2 separate regions of the Mus musculus genome follow, and region 1 is linked to region 2. The links are chromatin contacts, found by POLR2A ChIA-PET in ENCODE. All regions are on one chromosome and are shown on one strand. Each heading gives the region's core, a stretch centred on a gene start or an enhancer-like site at or near the end of the contact. The rest is flanking DNA. Distances are from core to core; before and after follow the strand shown. Region 1 holds the start of Rps3 (ribosomal protein S3). Region 2 holds the start of Serpinh1 (serine (or cysteine) peptidase inhibitor, clade H, member 1).

Region 1 (7,525 bases), core at 2,553-5,052, 130 kb before region 2:
GGAGAGAGAGAGAGAGAGAGAGAGGGAGAGAGAGAGAGAGAGAGAGCTCTATAAGATCCAGTCTGTAAAACATTTTCTTAGAAGGTGATTGATGTGGGGGTGCTATCCCTGGGCTGGTGGTCCTTGGTTCTATAGGAGAGGAGGCTGATCAATCCATGAGGAGCAAGTGTCATGGCCTCTGCATCAGCTCTAGGTTCCTGCCCTGTTGAGTTCCAGTCCTGGAAATGTAAGCAAATAAACCTCCTCCCCCCAACTTGCCTTTGGTCACAGTGTTTCATCACGGCAATAGAAACCCTCAGACAAACTTAGCTCTGCTCTGGCCACCCCATGAAAGCTCCAGGGGTGTGATGGGGGCACACAGGATGCTGCGGAAACATCTAGAAGAGGCACAAACTAGAAGGGAGTGCCATGTTGATCTGGGAGCAAAGAGCCAGAATGAGGGGAGATCACCAAAAGGATGGCAGAGAATAAGTGGAGGGGAGGTTATTAAGCTGGTAGGGAAGAAAAGGGGTGCAGGGTTATAGGATGGGAACAGTTCTTGCCTGGATCATCATCTATTTGGGAAGGGGACAAGGGACTAACTAAAAAGGAGACTGGCTGCTAAGAATAAGGAGTGAGTATTTGGGTTAAAGTCTCTCTCTGTCTTTCTCTCTCTCTGTTGCTCTCTCTGTCTCTGTCTCTAACACAGAGGGGGGAGGGAGAGGGAGAGAGACAGAGAGGGAGGGAGAGAGAGACAGGGTCTCACTATGTAACTTTGCTGTCCTGAAATTCACTATGTAGTCCCAAATGGCCTTGAACTCACCAGATCCCATTTCTGCCACCCAAGTACTGGGATTAAAGGCATTTGCCACCATGCATATCTCTCTCTCTCTCCCCCTCTCTCTCATTATTTATTTAGTGTACATGAGTACACTGTATCTATCTTCAGACACACCAGAAGAGGGTATCAGATCCCATTACAGATGGTTGTGAACCACCATGTGGTTGCTGGGAATTGAACTCAGGACCTCTGAAAGTTCAGTCAGTTCTCTTAACCACTGAGCCACCTCTCCTATTGTTTTGTTTTATTTTTGTAGCAATGTCTGGTGCAGCCCTGCCTGGCCTTGACATTCCACCTGTAGCCAAGGACAATCTTGAACTCCTGATCCTCCTGGCTCCACCTCCCAAATGTTAGATTATTGTGGGAATTGTTCTGGAATAAGCCCTCTGATACCAACGAGAGTGGAAGAGAGATGCCACCAGATAGACAGAAGCCAGGAGAGACCCTGAAAAGCTTTGATTCCCTGGTCTACTTTGCATTCTCATTTTATACCCTAAAACACAAGGTGGGGCAGGAATGCAAGCAGGATTCCACAGAAGCATACTTGACAGTTAGCAAGTTAAGCACAGTAACCCATTGGCCCAGCGATTTCTCCACATCATTTTATTCCAGGTAGCAAATGACGTCATGCTTGCTAGACAGGCAGTACAAGCAGTGCTTTGAGTAAGTCACTAAGTGAGTCTCTAGACAAATAGCTAATAACTGTTTTCCTACCTTATTCTACTTCAAGCTTACAGGCATGAGCCACCTTGCTCAGTTCAGAGGTTCCTGCTTCACTTTGCCTCTCACATTCTCCTGCCACTATAGTGTCCTGCTCAAATACATGGAGCCCTCATGTAAAGTGGGGTAATGGTCACACAAGCCTGTTAGTTACCTCAGCCTTGGAGGTGGAGACAGGAAGATTTTAGGAGCTTGATGGCCAGCAGGCCTAACTGGAATGGAGAGTCCCGGGTTCAGTAAGAGGCCCTACTTCAAAAATTAAGGTAGAAGCCAGGCGTGGTGGTGCACGCCTTTAATCCCAGCATTCGGGAGGCAGAGACAGGCAGATTTCTGAGTTCAAGGCCAGCCTGGTCTACAGAGTGAGTTTCAGGACAGCCAGGGCTACAGAGAGAAACCCTGTCTCAAAAAAAAAAAAAAAGAAAAGAAAAGAAAAAAGAAAGAAAGAAAGAAAGAAAGAAAGAAAGAAAGAAAGAAAGAAAGAAAGAGAGAAAGTGTATAAGACTGTGAACCCCTGGAATTTACCTAGGGCAGAGACTGGCCGCTGTGACTTCAGCACTCAAGGTCAGGTGCCCTCCATCAGTATTGACATCCTGAGTATAAACAGCAGAGTCATTTTTAAAAAGGTATTTACTTTTATTTCATGCGTGCTGGTGTTTTGCTTGCATGCATATCTGTGTAAGGGTATCAGAGCACCTGAAACTGGAGTCACAGTTGTAAGCTGCCATGTAGGACTGGGAGTTGAACATGGGTCTTCTGGTAGGCAAGCCAGTGTTTCTAACCACTGAGCCATCTCTCCAGCCCTGAGTCATGATTTTAGTGTGAGAGGCATCATTGAATTTTCTGAGCACGGCCATCAGGGTAGCTGGCACAGGTCTTCAGATACAAGGAGATAGTTATAAGAAGGCAGCCATGGCTGTGGTGCACTAGAAATGGAGAAACAGCTTCATCAGGTGACAGACCAGTCTGACTCTGTCCCATGATTAGAAGCCATCTTGTTACAAGGTCAAAATAAGTTCATTCCTGTTTTCTGTAACACTTGGGTTTGATCCTGTCGTCAACCCATTTTCTGGAATTTGACATGTTCCATACTCCATTATACCCTGACTTCCACCCTGATAAGATGTTCTGCCAAGTTCCTGTGTAGCCAACATTCCCCTGGAAATCTCTCTTCCCTTGGAAACCACCTAGTCTTAGAAATTTTGAGTTATATAAATTCCACTTCTATGTTTGATGCTATTCTTTAAAACTCCACTTTAGGGAGATAGCCCTGTCTGATAGAAAATAAAACTTGCTTAATTTGTCTAAAAGAGTTTAAGTAATAGTTTTTACTTTTGTTCCGTGGGATTAATACAGGGTGAAACAGACTCCCGTGTTTCCAGTGTGAAGTGAGCCACACACTGCAGTACAAGTTATATCAGCAGGTTCTGCCTCTGGGCAATGAACTTTTGCTTGTGTGGACATCAGGGTCTGTGTGAAGGGAAGGTCCTATGGCCTAGATTTATACTATTCAACAGTCTGTCCCCGAAGCCCTGGTGCTTTATTATTTTGACAAGCCCCTGCTGCTGGTATTCCACCCTGCTGCGAGTCAAAAAAGTTCCTGTCTCGGAAAAACAAAACAAAACAAAACAACCAAAAAATAAAATTTTTTTTTCCCACAGGTTCTAGTGGAGGTGCTCACTACCAGAAATCCTACAAATAAGCCCATCTCATGGATCAGGGTTTACCTTTGTAATAATATTAAATCTGTGTGCATGTGCGCACGCATGTGTTTTATGCTTGCATATATGTATACGCAGCCATGGTTTTCTACTGTCCCACTCACTCTGTAACTTACTGAGCCATCCAGCTGGTCCTCTAAATACATTTCAATGAAAGTTTTCATTAGCGTGAACGTGAAGGTGGTAAAATCTGTTAGTGTGTGCTTATGCCTGTGGTTTGCACCTCTAGTCTGAAGGTTGCTCTTTTCAAATTTTTTATTTATTTACGTTTTTACTTTTGAGTCAGAAACTCATAAAGGCCAAGCTGGCCTCGAATTCGCTATGTAGTCAATGATGACCTTAAACTTGTGACCCTCTACTTCGTTAGTGCTGGAACCCCAAGCTTGCTGAGTACAGAGCACTTTCAGACCGGAACTAGATGTCTACTTCCTGTTCCGCCTACATTACAGGTTGCTAGGTTACACCCCCCCTACGCCGTTTTAGACGCAAAACTTCATTTCCCATGCAAAACTTCATTTCCCATGAACACTTGCAAGGGTCGCCGCGCTGCGCGGCGTCATTGCTCCCGCCCTATATACCTACTTCCGCCCGCGAGCCACTTCCTTTCCTTTCAGCGGCGCGCGGCTGCAAGATGGCGGTGCAGATTTCCAAGAAGAGGAAGGTAAGCGTCTGGGCCCGGTTCGGGAGTCCGCCGCGGGTTCTACAAGTGCCAGGGAGGCCTGTGGCTCCGTGATCAGTCCTGTGGAGCGTCTGGGGCCGCCTGCCGTCTCTTCGAGCCTCGGATGGCCGTAGATTGTGTATTGGGCCGGAGCCGGGCGAGTGCTGTGTGCCTGGGCAAGGGAGGGACAAACTCCTCGAGTTCTGGACCGACTCGAACACCGGGCGCCTCCAGTTCCGGACTAGACACCTTTGAGCGTTTCTTGGTCTCCATAATAGTAATCCTGTGGCACAGTTAGAGGGCGTGTGCCATCAGATCTAGTCCAGTTTCTTTAGTAAGTGAAGTTTAGCAGTCCCTTCTCTTAGTCGCGTGATCCTGCAAGTGGCCATAGTTGAAAGCCTACTTACTGACTGCTGCCGTGTTCACTCGGGACCCGGAGCTGCAGCGTCCCTGTGGTTATCATTTCATGGGGGAAAAGTGTGCAGGTTGCCAGGTTTAGAAATAGATGGTCTGTCGTTTGTGCTTATGCACACAGATGATAAACCTGTTTTGAGTCAGGATTCCTCTCCTATCCGAGGTACAACTTACAGTCCCAGCTGTACATGTGCTACTTGGAGACAGATTTTTCTTTGTCTCTTGGGTGTAGATTATGCCGTAGAGCCCTTCGATGAAGAGGTGATGACGAGTCTGAGTAGGAAGTGTTGTCTTTGTCCAAGATGCCTCACTATGCTGCGTTCTGTGGCACAGCTGAAAGCACTGTGGTCAAAAGAAACTTCCTAAAGATGACCAAGAGGCATTTGTCTGAGAAGGGTTGCTGCTTTTCTGTAGGGCCATTGGGCTTGCTCTGACTAACCCTGTCTTCACCTCAGAGGTAACTTGTTTCCTTTGGTTCAGTTTGTAGCTGATGGCATCTTCAAAGCTGAGCTGAATGAATTTCTCACTCGGGAGCTGGCTGAAGATGGCTACTCTGGAGTTGAAGTCCGAGTTACACCAACCAGGACAGAAATCATTATTTTAGCCACCAGGTAGAAATACCATTGATTGTCACCTGTAAATACTGTGTGTACTGAGATGCTGTGTAAACTTGGGCCAACCAAGCAGTAAATCTGGCCTCAGTGGGTGTAACTGCTTTGTTAGAACTGCATTTGGGAAGAACTTACCTTCCATTTAACGTGTGTGCTGGCGTTGTGGTGGGCGGCAGGTGGGATCTTGAGTAAATGGTTGCGCTTCCCCTCTACAGGACACAGAATGTTCTTGGGGAGAAGGGTCGTCGGATCAGAGAGTTGACCGCAGTTGTCCAGAAGCGCTTTGGCTTCCCTGAAGGCAGCGTAGAGGTGAGTTCCTCTGCTTTATCTCCCGGGGGTTTTAGACTGAGTTGGGATGTGGCTTCTGCTATAGAATTGTACTTCTGAAAACCTGACATGGCCAGTGACAGTCACAGGTACTTGATGCTCTGCCAAAATTTCCTTAAAAGCAGAGCGATTGCCATGCATGGCGGGGGCCCATATTCTTGTCCTGGCACGCAGAAGGCAGGATGACGGCGGGGCAGAGCTAGTCAGGGCTGCTGTAGTGAGACCCTGTCTTAAACCACAAACAGTATGATATTCTGGTGGTCGAATGTAGAAATAATGCATGGGTGACTGGCTATCCTTAGTGTGGTTGTGAGGAACCAGAGTAGAAGGGCGATTCAGCCTTCATCGCTGCCTTGTGTGGGTAGTCGTGGTACTTGAGTATCTAAGGGATATTACAATGGCTTAATTGAAGATGGGTGAGTGACAGGAATGTACTTTGCTTTCTTTAAAGCTTTATGCAGAGAAAGTGGCCACAAGAGGTCTGTGTGCCATTGCCCAGGCAGAGTCTCTACGCTACAAACTCCTTGGAGGGCTTGCGGTTCGAAGGTGAGTGTCCTGAGACTTGATGGTCATGCCCTCCTGTGGATTAGTGTGTGCTAGCATTTTTGTTAGCAAATAACTTGATTGACAGAATCATCTAGTCTCTGGTGGTGTAGCCCATCCCCCCACTGAACCTAGTTAGGCTAACTAGGCTAGTAGTAGGCTGGTGGATGAAGGACCTATTGTTGGTGACACATGCCTGTATGCCAGCACTGGGAGGACCAGCCTGGGCTGTGGGATGAGCCCCGAAAAAATGGTCAGTGCTCTGACGAGGGAATGCTGTGGGTATGTTGAGAATGAAACGAGTAGATAGAATCATAACAGGGAGGGGCATCCGCTTTGTGAGGTTTAGCAAGGACCCTTGATAGGTGAGCAGGAAAGCATCCTGCCTGTTACTGTACCTGGGAGGAGTATCTGGTTGGGAGTTGTAGCTTTGGCAGTGCAGGTTTCAAAACAAGCTAGAAGTCATGCAGCTCTACTAACTAATGCATTCACTGTGTGGATATAGAGATAGCAGTTCTAAAGGGAAAGACATTTACACTAGCAATTGGCCAGGGTTCATAATGCCTACCCCCCAATCTTCGCACTGGAGGTAGAAAATCAGCAATGCAAAGCTCCAAAGCCAGCCTTAGCCTCAAAACAGAGGCTAGTCTCAGGGGAGGCCCTCTCAAAAACCCAACGTTTCCTGTAAATTTTATGGCACTGAGAAGTGATGTAACGATCAGGTAAGGGGCCTGACATTGTTTCAGGAGTTGTACAACCTTGCCTTTGTTATAAGGATTAGATGTTGAGAAGGCCAATTTGGTTCTTTGTTGAGAGTCAGGGTCTCACTGTATAGCCTAGCTGACCTCCAAGTCAGGTTGCTTGCTGAAATTAAGGTGTGTGCCACTACACCTGGCTTTAACCGGATTTTGTTTCTCTGTGACCTTAGGCCAGGCTGGCCTCGAACTCAGATCCTCCTTCCTCTGCCTCCCTAGTGCTGGGATTAAAGGTGTGGGCCACCACTCCTAGCTTTCTAGTGTTGTATAGGCAAAAGGGTTTTTTGGTGCTATTAATGCTTAGGTTTCCTGGTGGGGTGGATTCTGGAGGTGGAGGGGCCTCCCATGGCCTGCACTTACGAGAGTTTTGTGTACTTCTCAAAAAATGCATATTCCTGCCAGGTGTGGCTTGTGGTATTGCACACCTTTAATCCATAGCTCTCAAGACAGTGTGGTGGATCTTCTGCAACCTTGTCCTGACAGCAAAGGTCCTTGGCCACCAGACAAAGTTGAGCCTGACAGCCTGGGTTTGGTGTCTAAAGGAAGGAAACTGACTCTAGTTGTCTCCTGGCCTCCATGCAGTCACGTCATGTGCATGCTGCATGGTAATAGTTTAACTAGTAAGAGATGTAAAAACATGCCTCTCTTTGAGTTTGGCCAGCCCAGATAACTGGCTTAGAGAAGGACCTGGGCATGGGGGTATAAAATTTTCTAGAGGTGATTCTAGTATGCAGGCCAAGGCTGGAAAGCATTTGGTCAGTGAATGGCTGTTCTGGTATAACTGGTTGTTTCTTCTGTCTACCATTGGAGAGTTGTTAATGTGAAAACCAAATAGGCAGGTTGTGTCTTTGGTAATACCAGATGAATCTTGTCTTCCAAAGGGCCTGCTATGGTGTGCTTCGGTTCATTATGGAGAGTGGGGCCAAGGGCTGCGAGGTTGTGGTGTCTGGGAAGCTCCG
Region 2 (6,628 bases), core at 3,233-5,732:
ATCCTGATACAGACTTCTCTGCCCCTGAGGGAAGTCCTCATTCTAGCTTCGACCCTTGGCTGTATGTACGTGTGTGTGCATGTGTGCGTGTGTGCAAGCGTGTACATGCGTTGCTCGCACAGAAAAGTGCCCACGTGCACTCACAAAGCATGGGTATGAAACTTTTGTGAACGTTCAGGCAGACAGAGCAAGAAAGGTCATTGGCAGTTAGTCCCTCAGGGGAGATCCAGGCGACAGCCTGTGAGGCGGAGCAGGGTGTGAACTGGAGATCCTGACCTGGGTCTCTTGGAGATAGCAGGGCAGCCAGCGAGGCAGACAAGGTCATGGGCACCAAGCCAAGCAGCGGCAGAGCCAGAATGAGGCCCTTGTATTTGGTAACACTAGGGTGCTGCACCAGACACATTAGAGCAGGCAAGTGAGGTGAGCACAGGTCATAGCTCCTTTCTGAAGATCAGAGATGCTATGACAAGGAGGGCAGTTCTGTGGCCAACCTCATCATCTTTGTTATTCCGGGCATGTATACCACCGGAGAGAAAGGAGGAGAAGGGAAGAGAAGTGACAGGGCCGTGTTAATCTCTGTGTCCAATCTTAAGAGTCTGGAAGGCCCAACCTTTCTCTGAATGAGAGGCAAGAGCTGGGATAAGGGGAAGTGCCGGCCTGTGCGCCTGCCAACATCACGCACACACATGCATATCTCATGTTCCAGACAGTTACATGTAAATAAATGTACGCACACAGACGCCTTGAATACTGTATATAGTGCATGGCTACGTGGACACACAAATGTCTCTATGGCACTCAGTGGCCTTGGGTCCCTTGGGTATTGTGGCAGAGGTGTGGGTGAGGGCACTAGAGTTCCTGAGTAGTTGCAGATGGCTGAGGGTGGGGCCTGCTCTGGGAGGAAGGGAAGGGAGCTTCCTGGTCTTCATTGCCACCCCCACCCCCACTTCTCTCTCCCTCATGGCAGCGGGCAGCACAGCCCCCTTAGATGGAAGGCCCTAGCAAGCATTCTTGGGAGGGTTAGAGATTGCAGAATTCCTGACTCACGCTTGGGCAGAGAGCTCACTTGGCCTCTGGACAACTGTCACAGAGTGGTTGTCTGGAGGCCCTGCCTCCAAGGAGCAGGGGGCGGCTTCTCCAAGCCATAGAAGGGGATTGCACTTCCTCTTCTATATTGAAACAGCCCGAGGGGACCATCCCAGGATCTGGGACAAATGCTCTCCATCCTTTGTCCAGTTCTGCGTCTTCCTTTCTGGAATGCTGTGAGCCTCACTGGCACTGTTCACTCTCTCACCCGCTTATCCCAGGATGCTTAAAATGGAAACGTGTTCACCAAAGAATCAGATAGTATCAGAAGCCATGGGCAGTATGGACACTTAAATGACAGGCTAGCGTCTGTCCTATGAGTCCATGGCACGAAGACTGAATCTAGTCACAGGGGCCCAAAGAAGTTATTTCTACAATCCCTGGCCAAACTGTGTTCAGCTTAAGGCAGGGTCAGAAAAAGGGTGGTGTGGTGGGAAAGGGCTCAGATGTGGTCTCCAGCTCAGCTCCAGCTCAGCCATGCTGTGAGACCCGAGGCAAAATACCCTGGGGCTCAGTATTCCTTTCTGGCAAGTGTGGATGGAGCGGACTGGAGGGAGTTCTGGTTCCCATTGCCATGCTCCTGGACCTTGAGAACGCCAAGCTAGGCTCCTACCCTTAGGCAGGACAGGGTGGCCGGAGCAGAGCTGCAGACACTAAAGGAATCCAGGCCTGAAACACCAGAGAGTTTCTGGACCTGTTTGAATCTCCTCCCACTCCCTTCAAAAGAGGCTTTCTCTGGAGCAAGCTGCCTGGAGAGTGGGGGAAGGGCTCCAGTGTCTGGGGCTGGGCTCCGAGCTAAGAATAATGTGGCCAAGGCTCTCGACATTTTTTTGCTGATGTTGGAAATTTAAAGGAGCCATGGCCTTTTCTTTTCTAAGGAGATTGAGTCAGCCGATTCCCACGTGTCCGTCGTTGGCCCGGCTAAGGCTTCCACCCGCTACCTTCTTTTATGCCAGACCCCGGGCTGGGAGTTAGGGACTCAGAGGGAGGAGGGTGAGACCTCTCCCACCCTTTCAAAGTCCCCAGTGACTTTCACTAACAATCTGGGTGAGATAGCTTAGACACCCAGGAGGCACAGCAGCCCAACAGGCATGGAGGAGGCTTCTGGCCAGGTGAGCTACACAAGGGTTCTGTGATGCTGCAGGAGGGCCCCAGCCCTACACCCACCCGGCTCCCGGATTCAGCTCCACTGACTGCAAATGGAGGGCTTCCGTCTCTACTCTACTCTTTCACTCCTACGAGGGATCTGGATTTGTCTAACACAGGGAGCCTCAGTTTACCCTCTGCAAAACAGGAAAGTCATAGTTCTCTTAGCATCCCCTCCCAGTGCTAGCCCGGATGCTTTCAATGGAGGCCTGGATGCTGGCAGATGGGAGAGCAGAGCGAAGTGGGGGTGGGGCTGTAAGGGATTTTTACACTAGACCTGTGGATAACCCAGCAAACCTCCACACCACCACCACCCCCAGCTTGGATGCACACTGCTCCTTCAGCTCACAGCCTACCAACTGAATTCCAGAAGACCCCAAGAGCCAAGACGAGGATGATAATAGAAAGGGGGTCTGGAATCTAGGTGGAATCCTTTCCTAGCAAAGATTTATTCACATAAGCAGTACATAGAGGATGCAGGAGGACGGGAAGGAGAATCAGCCACCACAAAGATGGATACCGCCCTCCTTTTGCCTACAAAGTTTGCTCAAGATCAGATCTGTTCTACAAAACAATAGCGGCTGCCAGGTCACTGTTCTTAGAGAGAGGCAGGCCCTTGCCTTTGGGGGACATTCATAAGGATACTAAGTTTGCAGATAGGGACGAAGTCCTAAGCGTTTACCTTAGGTTTACCTTGACCCAGTGTCTCCAGCATCCTGGGCCATCAGGCATGTGACGCTAGGCCTGGTACCATGATTTTTTTTTTCTTCTTCTCAAGACCTTTGACTCTGAGATCCTACCAAGCTAAGATTCCTTCACGAAGTTCAAAGACGTTGTGGGGCTTCTGAATGATATTATCATCTGTGGCAGTCACTTGCAAATCCGTATACTCTCTGATCCTTTGATTGGGGTCTAAGTCTATTAGGATCTAATATTTCCCTCAGCCCGAAGTGGGGAAGGCTGGGGGTCCATTCCCTCCCCCACTGTTCTCTATAACTGCAGAGAACTCATCTTTTGGGATGCTGAGTGCAAGGATACATCTGTTCCACAGGCTCTGCATCTGGGAGAAAGAAAATACTTATGAGTCTGTTGATTGAATGTGAGTGAATGCATACAGGGTCTCTCTGGGGCTGGGGCTGGGGCTCAGTGGCAGGATGCTTTCTTTCCTGGTTTTCCTGAGGATCTGGGTTCCAGCCCCAGTGCACTGAAAAGAGGGGGAAAAGCCTCTCACTCCACCTCCTCTCTAGTGATGTCCATCTGTTGTCTGTCATTCCACTATCAGAAGATAGGAGGATCCTAAAACAACAGGCCTCACCTACTGAATTCCCCACTAGCTGCACACACCCCTCACAAAGGAGGTCCTGAAGGCAGGGACTTTGCCCAGTTGTGCAGATTTGTGCATGACACTAGAATAGTAAAGAATACTATCAGTTAACTCAGGGCTCAAGAAGCTATCTCAGTGTAAGAGGTGGGGTGGGGCGGGAGAGCCTGAGATAGTGAGACCCTGAGCCCCAAGAGGCAATGGAGATAGGGAGGGAGGGAAGGAGATAGCAGGGATGACCCATTTGAGACGGAGAAAGGGGCAGTTAGGACTTAACATCAACCAAGGGTACTGGCCCAGAAGGAAAGTCACACAATGCTGTATTTAATTCATCCAGGATGTTCCCTGCTGTATACTACTTCATGTCCAGTGGAACCACCTAGGTGTCTGTCTGAAATCAGTTCAAGACTTGGTTGCCAGGGTGAGGGTCCAGCTAGAATTCTCAGGGCCTCTCCTCCCCAGGGATGTTTCAAGGGTGAACCCTGGTTTGGAGAGGGACCCCTGCCTCTGACTTTTTCCTAAGGCAAAGGAGAGGGCCCCTGACTAAGGAGTAGCATCAGGGGTCCCTGATTAAAGCTTGATAACAGTAGGCAATGGATCTACTGGGGCAGAGCAGGGTCATGTGGGGCAGAAGGGATATGTGATCAGAGCAGGCTTGTGTGGGCAACCCCGAGAAGACGACAACTCCAGTCCCCGAGCGCAGGACTTTGGAGCCTGTCTGCCTTCAGTTCACTCTCGAGTCTAAACCCTGCTTTTCCACGTCCAGGACCGCGGAATCCCAAGAATGCCCTGGCTCCCAAGGTCTAGCTGGTGCGGGAGGAGAGTCCCCTCTACCTAGTAGGGCGAGGGGGCAGTAGGACCCAGGGGCTGGGAGAGAGCCCGCAGGCACAGGGGCGGGAGCCAGGGTGGTTTGGGGGAGGTCTTTGGCTTTTTTTCTCCTCTCCGAGCCACGGCGCCCTCCGGAAGCGTTTCCAACTTTCCAGAAGTTTCTTGGGACAGGCAGGAGGGGGTGGGGCCAGCCATATATAGATCCAGGGCCCGGGGCAGTGAGCTGAGCAGAGCCTGTCTGAGGAGCGATTGCCCTGTCGGTCCCGGAGCAGCCCAGCCCGGCCCAGGTGAGGGGCGGGAGCGGCCGGGCGATTTGGGGTTGCGCATTGGCCAAGGGGGAACGGATCGCTCCAAAGCTTGGGGTCCTGACACAGGTGGGCAGTGAAAGATCGGACTTGGAACTGTCACTTGCCTGGGTTCCCTGGAGCTGCGGTCTAGTACGCGGACTGCCTGGTAAAGTACGGAGAAGTCTCAGCTCGGGGAAGGTTAAAGGTGGTGAGAGGGAATGCGTAGAGCTGGGACTAAATGCTGGTGACCTTCTGCACAACTGAGAGGGGAGGGGAAAGACCTGACTGTCCCATCGTCCACGGGGAAGGGCCAGCTCTGCAGTCCCTAACTCAGGAGTGGAGGCCCAGGGACCCGCAGTGATTGATCCCAGACCAACCTCCCCACAGGCTGTGTAGGGGCCTCTGAACCTAGCACAAGAGGTGTAGACTTGGTGTCTCATCTCTAGCTGTTAAGGACCCCCTTGCTTTGGGGAGCAGTCGCTTTTTAATCAGTATCCTATGTGGAAGGTGGCCGGACTTGACCAATTAGTTCTGCTTTCACCTCACCCGAAAGGGGTGTCGTCAGGGTCCACAGGCCCTGGGTGACTTGAGTCACCCTGGTCCTTCCGTCCACCCATCTGGTTCCTGCAGGGCGAGGACTTCCTCTGAGGCTTTGAGGTATCCTGCCTCCAGCTTGGGGGACATTCCTGAGCCTCCAGACGAAAGGAAGAAGGCATCCATTCCCTGTATGGTCTAACGGCCTAGCTATCAACTTCCTGTGCTTCCTTCTGGGCCCTTTGGCATCCAGGGCACGCATGGAGGCCCTTGGAAAACTGGGGGCTTTGGTTGCCTGGAAGTAAGGCCGAGGCCACACCCTACTCTCTGATAGTTCTGTACCCATCCCCCATTTCCGTCTGGTCCTTTGTCTCTCTCCGAGGATTCCCTGCCGAGGTGTTTTTGTAGTGGGTTGCTGTGTAACAGGACTCCACAGTGGTCGGCCTGGGAGCTTTGCTGAAGGCAGAGCCCCCGGGAGAAAGCCTGACCTGCTTGAGCCGAAGAGGCCCAAGCTGGGCCCTGGTTTCTGCCTCTGCAAAAGAGGTCATCCACCTCCTTACTCCGGGTACCCACTGGGGACTGGGCCCGACCGGCCTCTGCTCCCCACGTCTCTAGGGGTTCCCATTTCTTCACTCTTCTGTTTTCTTTCAGAATGAAAAAGGCAGGCAATGATCTCCCTCTGAGGCCCTTTCAAGGTACTTTAGACCCACCAAGTGTCTGAGAAACCCCCTGGTGCTCCTCCCTGCCTCCTGGCATCTGCTCCCCTTACAGGCTTCCCATCACAGGCTCCCTGGCCCAGTGGTGGACACGGCCTTTGGCTCTGTGATATCTTATATTTTTTTGGTTTTGTTTTGATGGTACTGTAAAATGTCTAACCTTGGCCGGAGGGCTGGCGTTTCCCTGTGGCAGATGGGCTGGGCTTGCCTGTGCAGATGGGCTGCGGGAGGTTGGCTTGCTTGCAGAGACTTGCCTACTTTCATCCCTAATGCTGGGCTTAACGGGGTGGCCCTTCTCCCCAGCCCTGCCTGCCCCCTCAGATTTTTGAGGCACAGTTGTAAAACTAAAACCCCTGAGGCTCCTGGATTCCCCCGGCAAATCCTCCTCACCCCAGGTTCCCAAGCCAGGCCTCCAGGTTCTTACCCTCGGCTGGCCTATGGAGATAAAGCAGCTTTTGCCTGCCACGTCACCAGGGGCCTTGCGGCTGCCAGAGGAATCCCTAACTAGTCATTTGGAGCTTTTTGGAGAAGCCCCTCCCAGCCCCTGGTTGGCTGAGCGTGGGGGCTGTCAAGATGGTGGGTGCCACGTGGCAGGGTTAGGTTTCCCTTCCTTAGGCAGGCTGGTGGCCTCTGCTGGATTAGTGGTCCTTTGAGGAGGGTGGCCACGTGCCTGTTGATATGATATTTCCCATCATGGATCATTTCACTGC

Evidence for each region. ChIA-PET counts read pairs that join two places held with the same protein, here RNA polymerase II (POLR2A).
Region 1: POLR2A ChIA-PET joins it to region 2 with 10 read pairs in embryonic stem cell. The contact joins the promoter of Rps3 here to the promoter of Serpinh1 in region 2. POLR2A ChIA-PET finds 5 or more read pairs at or near these places in 3 of 5 experiments (Patski and embryonic stem cell).

The regions. Positions count from the first base shown.
Region 1 is chr7:99,479,986-99,487,510 of GRCm38, reverse strand. It overlaps Rps3 (ribosomal protein S3), which reads left to right and starts at 3,802. Exons shown (of 7, transcript NM_012052.2): 1 at 3,802-3,919; 2 at 4,811-4,941; 3 at 5,157-5,250; 4 at 5,720-5,814; 5 at 7,448-7,525. The coding sequence starts at 3,890. Snord15a (small nucleolar RNA, C/D box 15A) reads left to right here and starts at 4,579; the gene lies at 4,579-4,726.
Region 2 is chr7:99,351,093-99,357,720 of GRCm38, reverse strand. Serpinh1 (serine (or cysteine) peptidase inhibitor, clade H, member 1) reads left to right here and starts at 4,482. Exons shown (of 5, transcript NM_001111044.1): 1 at 4,482-4,668.